2 separate regions of the Homo sapiens genome follow, and region 2 is linked to region 1. A link is a loop called in an ENCODE intact Hi-C map of the cell type or tissue named here. Cell type or tissue: HCT116. All regions are shown on one strand. Links, peaks and the distances in the headings refer to the core of each region. The heading gives the core; the rest is flanking DNA. Region 1 has its middle 180 kb from the start of USP12-AS1. Region 2 has its middle 9.7 kb from the start of URAD.

Region 1 (5,389 bases), core at 324-5,323:
GTAAAACCTAAACACAAGAGGGCTGAGGCTGACTGTAAAATGCTCTCAATCGCTTAAGCTAATAAACCCAACTATCTTGAAGAGTAAACACCATATTGTTTTGCCAACTATTAGATTTTTACTACTCTCCAATAAAGCGAGCACTTTATTCCTTTCAAATAATATTCCATTCATTGTTTCCTAAAGATTAGCAATTGAAAGAGATGTCAACAATTTTCACTCTTTAAATTAAGTATAATAGGCTTTTATAGCACAGTATAAAGATATCGAAGGGAAAGGCCGCAATCAGAGCAGCTCGATGTTGCTTTTATCTATCAATACAGCCCCAATTTGACACTTGGGAGCAGAGGAAGCTTGTAAAGGGCCCACGGACCCCATAAAGCTGGTAACACTTGGATTAGTCTGACAGCTCACTTTCTGCACAGTAAAGTGATCATTTAATTAACTAATGGGGTTGTAAGCATGAAGGTTTATCTAATTAGCTCTCTTTCCCTTTGCCTCCTGGTCATTCTAGCTCTCGGTGTTTACATATTAACGGTAGCCTGGGCTGGGACCTGCCCGGGAGAAGAGCATTTTGCACAGGCCTCCCCGGGTCTCTGATTCGGCTTCTGTTGGAGGTGCTTCTGCAGAGTTGTGACATCACTGTTCCCAGAGAAAAATAGGAAAGCTTCTATACCAGATAGTTTCACAGAGGCTGCAAACATCTGCTCCTCAGGGGCTTTCTATATTGTCTGTGCACCCTTTTTTTTTTTTTTTTTTTTTTGAGACAGAGTCTTGCTCTGTTGCCCAGGCTGGAGGGCAGTGGCGTGATCTCAGCTCGCCGCAAACTCCACCTCCTGGGTTCAAGTGATTCTCCTGCCTCAGCCTTCTGAGTAGCTGGGATTACAGGTGCCCGCCACCACACCTGGCTAATTTTTGTATTTTTAGTAGCGATGGGGTTTCACCATGTTGATCAGGCTGGTCTTGAACTCCTGACCTTGTGATCCACCCACCTCGGCCCCCCAAAGTGCTGGGATTCCAGGCATGAACCACTGCACCTGGCCTGTCCGTGCACATATTAATCACATCGATTTAATAATGACCAGTGGTGCGTGTGTGCAAGCGTGAGAGTGTGTGTTCCTGTGTGCTGGGGCATCTGGGAGAGATTTTTCCCTCTGCATAGTGGCTTCACCTGTGCTGTGGACAATCACCGTCCCAAATCCACCATCATCACACACAGACTTTGCCACCCCGCCCCCCACAGTACAAATAATGAAAATACTTGTTTTTGTTTTTTTTTTGGGATGGGGGGTCTCACTCTGTCACTCAGGCTGGAGTGCAGTGGCATAATCACAGCTTACTGTAGCCTCACCCCATGGGCTCAATGATCCTCCCAACTCAGCCTCCCAAGAATCTGGGACTACAGGCTCATGCCATTGGGCCTGGTTGATACTTTTGATAGGGTGTGCCTTTCTACCTGCCCTTGACTAGACATGGAACTAGGCAGCCCTGTGTATAGGAATTCTTAATCCTGGCTCCCAGCATGAAGGGCCAGGATTCCTTACACAGCCCTGGATTCCTTGGGGCCTTCCTCAGGGGAAATCAAAATTGCAGCTGAGAAAGGTCACCTTGACTGCAGAGCCTACCTCCTTTTTACAGGGCCCCAGGGGCCATTGAGCCTGGAGGGGCCAGTGTGTGACTCCAGGGCCTAGAGACACTGGAGGGACCACCCTGAGCTTCCAGAGGGTGAGGGGTGAGGGGTGTCATCTGCTCTGACAACAGTGCCGGAGGGAACAAAAGCGCTCAATGGAAGCATCACCCTGTAGACCTAACTGCTAGTTTTCATCCAGAGGACAGCAGTGGGGTGGACGCAGGCCCGGTGAGGGGCCCATTCCAGAGGTCAGTCCTAATGGAAGCTCTCAGCACCTTTTGACTCAAGCTATTACCCAAATGTGAATTTTGGTGACTCCTGTACTCATCCAGAGTGGCCCTCAGCCACCTGGATCTGAGCTGCTGAGCAGCAGGGTGGCCAGAAGCTTCGAGAGGAGCGGGGTCAGCAAAGGGTGGGGAGGGATGTTTTGGGCTGGTGGGCCTGTGCCCACCCTTCTCCAGACACCCTCTTCCCCTCCCGCTTCTCTGCCTCATTCTGGGAGTGACCATCTCATCTGAGGACTTTTCAATGCTCCCCCAAAAAATGATTCTGAAAATTTTTAAAAGTAACTTACTTTTTAAATATTGTGGTAAAATATACATCACATAAACTTTACCAATTTTAACCATTTTTAAGTGCACCAGTGACATTAAATACATTCACATCATCACCACTATCTACAGAACTCTTTCATCTTGCAAAACTGCAACTGTCCTCGTTAAACAACTCCCCGCTCTTTCCCCCAGCCCCTGCAACCACCATTCTACTTTCTGTCTCTATGAGTTTGGCTACTCTAAATACCTCATATGAGTAGAATCATACAATATTTTTCCTTTTGCACTGGTTTATTTAATTTAGCATAATGTCCTCAAGGTTCACCCATGTAGTAGCATGTGTCAGAATTTCCTTCCTTTTTAAGGCTGAATCATGTTCCATTGCTTGTATGAACCATATCATGCTTATCCATTTTTCTGTTGAAACCATCAAAATGCAATCTTTGCTTTCATTCTTGAATAGTTTTCCCATCACATTTTTGGTAAGAAGGTTTAATAAAGAAGGGCTATTTAATCCTAAGCATGATTCCTTCTCATTTAGCTAATACTTTAATAGTTATTTTATAATAATTGATTCATGGCAGGGTGTGGTAGTGCATGCCTGTAATCCCAGCACTTTGAGAGGCCGAAGCGGGTGGATCACCTGAGGTCAGGAGTTTGAGACCAGCCTGGCCAACATGGTGAAACGCTGTCTCCACTAAATACAAAAAATTAGCTGGGCGTGGTGGTGCATGCTTATAATCCCAGCTACTTGGGAGGCTGAGGCAGGAGAATTGCTTGAACCCTGGAGTTGGAGGTTACAGTGAGCCGAGCTCATGCCATTGCACTCCAGCCTGGGCAACAAGAGTGAAACTCCGTCTCAAAAAAAAAAAAAATTGATTCAAATACAATTCAAGCCTAGTGTTCTCAGAAGGGCAGGAAACTAGCATCACTTCATTTACACCTCTTATGAAGAGGAGCTGAGGACAGGGCCTTGTGTTAAGAATTTGAGTAGGACGACACTGTCATCTTGTGGCTATTTGTACCAATAGCAACTTCATCCTAAAGCTAGGATTAGTAATTTCTGTACACAGGGTTACACAGGGATCCATTTCTGGTCAAGCGTAGGTAAAAAGTCATGCTCTATCAAAAGTATTTTATACTACTTGGGGGACTAGAGTCAGCATTGTGCCCTGAAGTGATAGAGGCCATGGCAGATACAGTCTTTGTTCCCTTTGCCTGTCCCAGACCCTGCTGCTCAGAGGAAGCTGTGGCAGGGGACATTGGCAGGAGAGTTAATTACTATTCATCTTACCCACGGACACAATGAGGACACATCTGAGCCTAGAGTGTGTTCTCCAACTGTCTTTAGTTTAAGAAGGTCTTTGGGGCAGGAATCTCTCTCCTTTCTTTCTTCCTCCCCTTCTTTCCTTCCTTCCTTTTCTCCTTCTCTTCCTTCTTTCTCTTCTTCATAACTGCTTCATTGAGATGTAATTCATATGCCAGTGAACTCGCCTGTTTAGAGTGTACAATTGAATAGTTTTTAGCTCTTATATTCACAGAGTTGTGCAACCATCATCACAATTTTAGAACACCCTCATCTCCTCCCAAGGAAATTCCATACCCTTCAGCCGTGACCCCTCGATCTCCCCTTCTCTCCTAGGCCCTGCCAACCACTAAGCTACTTTTTTGTCTCTGTGGATTTGCCTATCCTGGGCATTTCATATAAACAGAATCACTTGATTGTGTGGTCTTTCTTGGCTGGCCTTTTTCGTTAGCTTAGTGTTTTCAAGGCCCATCTATGTTTTATCATGTATTAGTATTTCTTTCCTTTTTACTGCTGAATATATTCCTTTGTATGAATGTGCTACATTTTATTTATGCACTCGTCAGTTGATAGACATTAGAGCTGTTTTTACTTTTTGGCAATTTTGAATAATGCTGCTATGAACGTTCATGTGCAAGTTTTTGTGTGAGCCTGTTTTCATTTTTTGTGTGTGCATATACCTAGGAATGGAATTACTGGGTCAAATGTTAACTACGTTTAATATTTTGACGCTTCTTTCCCCACATTGTCACCAGCTGTTGTTGTCATTTTTAATCTGACCATCCTGTAGGTGTGAAGAGGTAGCTCATTATGATTTGATTCACATTTCCCTGATGGCTAATGATGTTGAGCATGTTTTCATGTATTTGCTGGGCATTTGTGTATTTTCCATGGAGAAATGCCTAGCCATGTCTTCTGCTCATTTTAGAATCAAGTGGTTCCTCTTCTTGTTATTGAGTTGCAAAGAGTTCTTTACAATTCCCTTATCAGATATATGATACAATCCCATTATCAGATATATGATTTGCAAAATTTTTCTTCCTTTCAATAGGTGTCTTTTCATTTTCTTGATGGTGTCCTTTGAAGGACAAATGTGTTAATTTTGATGAAGTCCAATTTATCTGTTTTTCCTTTTGTTGTTCATACTTTAGGTCTCATATCTAAGAAGCCTTTGCCAAATCAAAGGTCATGAAGATTTAGTCATATGCTTTCTTCAAAGAGTTTTACAGTTGTATCACTTACATTTAGGTCTTTGATCCCTTTTGAGTTGTGTGTGTGTGTGTGTGTTTGTGTATGTGTATGGTGTGGGATAAATGTACATCTTCATTCTTTTGCATATGGATATTCATTTGTTGTAGCACAATTTGTTGAAAACACCATTCTTTGCTCTACTGAATTGTTTTGAAATTCTTGATGAAAATCAATTAACTGTAATTGTGAGGCTTTATTTATGGACTGTCAGTTCCTTTTCATTGACCTTTATGTCTAGCTTTATACCAGTACCACTTTGTCTTGATTGCTATAGCTTTGCAGTAAGTTTTGAAATAAGGAATTGAATTGTGAGCCCTTCAACTCAGTTCTTCTTTTCAAGATTGTTTTTGTTATTCTGGGTCCTTCGAATTTCCATATAAATTTTAGGATTGGCTTTTCAATTTTTGCACAGAAGTCAGCTGGGATTTTGATAGAGATTGCACTGACTCTGTAGATCACTTTGGCGAGTATTGTCATCTTGACAATATTAAGTCTCTTGATCCATGACTATGGGATGTCTTTCCATATATTTAGATCTTCTTTAAGTTTTAAAATTGTTTTTATCATTTCATTTTTTATTGTTCATTGCAAATGTATAGAAATACAATTTATTTTTGCCTCTTATCTTGTATCCTGCTGCTTGGCTGA
Region 2 (5,389 bases), core at 121-5,120, 1.1 Mb before region 1:
GCATCGCGAGCCACAAAGGTTTCCAGCTGGCAAAGCAACACCCCAAGGATCCTGTGACTCCTTCCTCACCTAACTCTTCCTCCAATCTCTCCACCATTCAGTGTTTTCTCTAAGCCACTGCCAGGTTCATCTTCCTAAAGTACTGATTTGCATATGTCGCTGCCTGCAGGGCTTCCTGGGATCTAGCAGCTAGTTCCCAGGGTCTAGCAGCAAAAGCCACACTCTCTTCCTAGCACTCCATGCACCCACAGCCTGGCCTCAGCATTGCTCAGCACTGGCTGCTTAGCCTGTCCCTCTAGCGAGTGTGTCTTGAACATTCCCACCTCTGGTTTTCCTCTCCTTGGAATGTCAACTTCTGCTCTTCCTAGTTACATCCTTGCTTCCTGACCAGACTTCAGCTCTTTCTTCTCCTTCAGGTCTTCGCCAGTTTCCGAGCCCATGAGTGACGGCTTCCTGCACTGAAATGTAAGGGCTTCTGGTCTGTATCTCAATGTAGAGCCTGCCTACCTTATGCTGTTATTTATCTTCTTAAGTAAATGTCCTGTCTTCTTAACAGGATTTTAAGAAGTTTGAAAGCAGATATGATTTATGCCAAGTTGTATGCTTAACTCTGATTTGGGTATACAGTCAAGATACAATAAGTATACATAGTCAATCACTTTTTTACCTACTCAAGTAAAAACATAAAATACGCTTGATGTTAAAAATCAAATCATTTTGACCCGGCGCAGTGGCGCAGTGGCTCACGCCTGTAATCCCAGCACTTTGGGAGGCTGAGGCAGGTGGATCACCAGGTCAGGAGTTCAAGACCAGCCTGGCCAAGACAGTGAAACCCCCTCTCTACTAAAAAATACAAAAATTAGCCAGGCGTGGTGGCAGGTGCCTGTAATCCCAGCTACTTGGGAGCCTGAGGCAGAGAATTGTTTGAACCCAGGAGACGGAGGTTGCAGTGAGCCGAGATCATGCCACTGCTCTCCAGCCTGAGCGACAGAGCGAGACTCTGTCTCAAAAAAAAAAAAAAAAATAAACTATTTTTTATTTTTACCTATAATAATAAGTGGGACCTTTTATTTGTACAACCCAAATCCCAAAATACTACTTCGGGAAAACTACTGATAAAGTTTGAGGTATTGGCTGGATGCAGTGGTTCATGCCTGTAATCTCAGCACTTTAGGAGGCGGAGATGGGAGGATCACTTGAGGCCAAGAGTTCAAGACCAGCCTGGGCAATGTGGTGAGAGACCCCCATCTCTACAGAAATTAAAAAAAAAAACGTAAAAACTAGCTGGGAGTGGTGGTGTGTATCCATAGTCCCAGCTACTTGGGAGGCTATGGTGGGAGGATTGCTCAAAGGAGTTCAAGGCTGTGGTGAGCCATGATCACACCATTGCACTCCAGCCTGGGCTACAGAGTGAGACCCTGTCTCTGAAAAAATAAAAAAGTTTGAGGTATATTTCCCCCATCTTCTTGTTAAATATATTTACATGGCAGGGCACAGTAGCTCACACCTGTAATCCCAGCACTTTGGGAAGCCGAGGCAGGTGGATCACCTGAGGTTGGGAGTTTGAGACCAGCCTGACCAACATGGAGAAACCCCGTCTCCACTAAAAATACAAAATTAGCGGGGCATGGTGGCGCATCCCTGTAAATCCCAGCTACTTGGGAGGCTGAGGCAGGAGAATCACTTGAATCCAGGAGGTGGAGGTTGTGGTGAGCCGAGATGGAGCCATTACACTCCAGCCTGGGCAACAAGAGCAAAACTCCATCTCAAAAAAATATATATATATGTATGTATATTATATACATATAAATATATATATTTATATACATATATATATGTATATACATATAAATATAAATATATATATGTATATACATATAAATATAAATATATATGTATATACATATAAATATAAATATATATATGTATATAAATATTATATATATTTATATGTATATACATATATATTTATATGTATATACATATATATTTATATGTATATACATATATATATGTATATACATATATTTATATGTATATAAATATATATTTATATGTATATAAATATATATTTATATGTATATACATATATTTATATGTATATAAATATATATTTATATGTATATAAATATATATTTATATGTATATAAATATATATAACATATATTTATATATAAATATATATATATTTTTATATATGTATATAAATATATATATTTATATGTATATAAATATATATAAATATATATAACATATATTTATGTATATATAACATATATTTATATATAAATATATATATTTATATATATATAACTGCACACACATAGTTACATATACACACACACACACATCTTTTTTATGTAAATGAAATCATACTGGCTATATTGTCAGACATGCCTTTTATTCTTTACAATGTGTCAATATTTGCCCAATATGTGTATCTGTGAAGGGCTTGTTATGTGCAGGGAACTAGATGTGTGTTATCTCATTTAATCTTCCTAACTACCTTATGAATTAGGTTCTAAACTTATACCAATTTTTTCTGAGGAAATTGAAACTTGAGCTAATAACTTGCTGTCTCCAGTCCCCTGTTAACACTTACCTTGAGATGACTGTTGGGTTCTACTATTATGTGATTTTCTGTATTTCCTTACTTTTCTTTCTTAGCTTTTTGTAATTCTCATTTTGTCTCTTTTTATCATATCTGTCTATTTTTTATTGTGGTAAAAAAACCCACATAAAATGTACAACCTCTTAAGGAGAAATGAAAATCAACTCTTATTAAACCAAATTCTTACCACAGATTCTATTTCAGTTTGGGTCAAGTTTTGTACCTGACATAACTACCTATTTTTAACACCGAGGAGGAATGCAACTTGCTGTTCCTACATAGGCTGTTGCTGCACAAGGGCAGCCCTTTCCACTAGGCCTTTGTAGTAATCTTGCCAGCAGCTGGCGCCCTAGCACTTCTTTAAAAAATTGATCTCAGGCCCTAGGCCTGACTTCGCGACTACGCCCTGCCTGCCCCTGGAAAGGCAGATTTTAAGTAGCAGAATGAAAGAAAAAGCCAATCCGCTGATTCGAAGGAAAACAACCCTCTATGCAGATAGCTTCAATTCATTTCTTCAGTATTCAGTTGGGTTTTAAAAGTTTTATTTTAAACTGACAAATAATAATTGTATCTACTTATGGGGTACAATGTGATGTTTCAATACATGTAAACATTGTGGGATGATGAAGTCAGGGTAATTAGTATATCCATCGCCTCAAATATTTATTTATTTATGATTATTATCATTTTTTGAGATGGAGTCTTGCTCTTTCGCCCAGGCTGGAGTGCAGTGGTGTGATCTCTGTTCACTGCAACCTCCGCCTCCTGGATTCAAGTGATTCTCATGGCCTCAGTCTCCCGAGTAGCTGGGATTACAGGTGTGTGCCACCACGCCCAGCTAATTTTTGTATTTTTAGTAGAGACGAGGTTTCACCATGCTGGCCAGGCTGCTCTCGAACTCCTGACCTCAGGTGATCTAATTGCCTCAGCCTTCCAAAGGGCTAGGATTACAGGTGTGAGCCACCACGCCCGGCCTCAAATATTTATTATTTATTTGTGGTGAGAACATTTAAAACCCTGTGTTTTCGCCATTTTGGAGTATACAATACATTCCTATTAACTACAGTCATTGTGTTGTACAATAGAACACCAGAGCTTATGCCTGCTGTCTAACGGAAACTTTGGACCCTTTGACAAACTTCTCCCCTCACCTCTCCCCCACATCTTGCCCGCCCCAGCCTCTGGTAACCAACATTTGACTCTACTTACATGCTTCAACTTTTTTAGATTCCACACCTAAGTGAGATCATACAATATTTGCCTGTCTCTGTCTGCCTTATTCCAATTAACACAATGTCCTCTAGATTCATCCATGTTATCATAAAGGACAGAATTTCCTGTTTTTTAAAGGCTGAGTAGACCGAGGCTGGTGGCTCATGCCTGTAATCCCAGCACTTTGGGAGGCCAAGGTGGGTGGATCACCTAAGGTCAGGAGTTTGAGACTAGCCAGGCCAACATGGCGAAATCCCATCTCTACTAAAAATACAAGAATTAGCTGGGTACAGTGGTGGGTGCCAGTAATCTCAGCTACTCTGGAGGCTGAGGCAGGAGGATTACTTGAACCTGGGAGGTGGAGGTTGCAATGAGAGGAGATCGTGCCATTGCACTCTAGCCTGGGCAACAAGAGCGAGACTCTGTCTCAGAAAAAAAATAAATAAATAAGGCTAAGTAGTTTCTATTGTGTATACATACTATATTTTAAAAATCCATTCATCTGTTGCTGGACACTGAGATTGTTTTTATATCTTGGCTATTGTGAATAGTGCTGCAATGAGCATGGTTGTGCAGACATCTCTTTCACATACTGATTCCAATTCTTTTGGACATATACCCAGTGGATTACTGGATCATATGGTGAGTCTATTCTTAGTTTTTTGAGGATCCTCCATACTGTCTTCCAAAATGGCTGTATTAATTTACATTCTCATCAACAGTGCATAACGGTTTCTGTCATCTTTTTATAATAGCCGATCTAACAGGTGTAAGGTGGTATTTCATTATGGTTTTAATTTGCATCTCTCTCTTTCTCTCTCTCTTCTTTCTTTTTTTTTTTTTAAGTGAAATTTTGTTCTTGTTGCCCAAGCTGGAGTGCAATGGTGCGATCTTGGCTCACTGCAACCTCTGCCTCCCGGGTTCAACCGATTCTCCTGCCTCAGCCCCCCAAGTAGCTGGGATTACAGGCGAGCACCACCAGCCTGGCTAATTTTTTGTGTTTTTAGTAGAAACAGGGTTTCACCATGTTAGCCAGGCTGGTCTCAAACTCCTGACCTCAGGGATCCACCTACCTCGGCCTCCCAAAGTGCTGGGATTACAGGCATGAGCCACCACACCCGGTCATCATCTCTCTTTTTTTTAATTTTTATTTTTTGAGACAGGGTCTCACTCTGTTGCCCAGGCTGGAGCACAGTGGTGAGATCTCAGCTTACTGCAGCCTCAACCTCCTGGGCTCAGGTAATTCTCCCACCTCAGCCTCCCAAGTACCTGGAACTACAGGCATGTGTCACCATGCCTGGCTAATTTTTTGTGTGTGTATTTTTATTAGAGATGGGGTTTCACATGTTCCCCAGGCTGGTCTTGAACTCCTGAACTCAAGCAATTTGCCTGCCTTGGCCTCCCAAAGTGCTGGGATTACAGGTGTGAGCCACCATGCCCAGCCTGCATTTATCCCTCTCTCTCTCTCTCTTTTTTTTTTTTAATACATTGTTGCTGGCTTGAACTGCATTTCTCTTATAATTAGTGATGTTGAACATTTTTTCATATATCTGTTGGTCATCTGTA

Evidence for each region. A loop is a pair of places that touch in the nucleus more often than their neighbours do. Peaks named below come from ENCODE experiments on the same cell type or tissue, not always from the same donor. Only the 100,000 strongest peaks of a DNase experiment are listed, where the experiment ranks them.
Region 2: it touches region 1 in a loop (3-fold over the local background); 9 of 110 quality-filtered maps call a loop at or near these places.

What each region holds. Positions count from the first base shown.
Region 1 is chr13:26,944,935-26,950,323 of GRCh38, reverse strand. No RefSeq gene overlaps it. Among named protein-coding and RNA genes, the nearest start is that of USP12-AS1, 180 kb to the left of the region's middle. In HCT116, for the core only: a CTCF peak has its summit at 3,203 (motif pointing left); a DNase peak (open chromatin) is centred at 3,163.
Region 2 is chr13:27,995,662-28,001,050 of GRCh38, reverse strand. No RefSeq gene overlaps it. Among named protein-coding and RNA genes, the nearest start is that of URAD, 9.7 kb to the right of the region's middle. In HCT116, for the core only: a CTCF peak has its summit at 2,954 (motif pointing right); a DNase peak (open chromatin) is centred at 2,940; H3K27ac peaks cover 257 bases.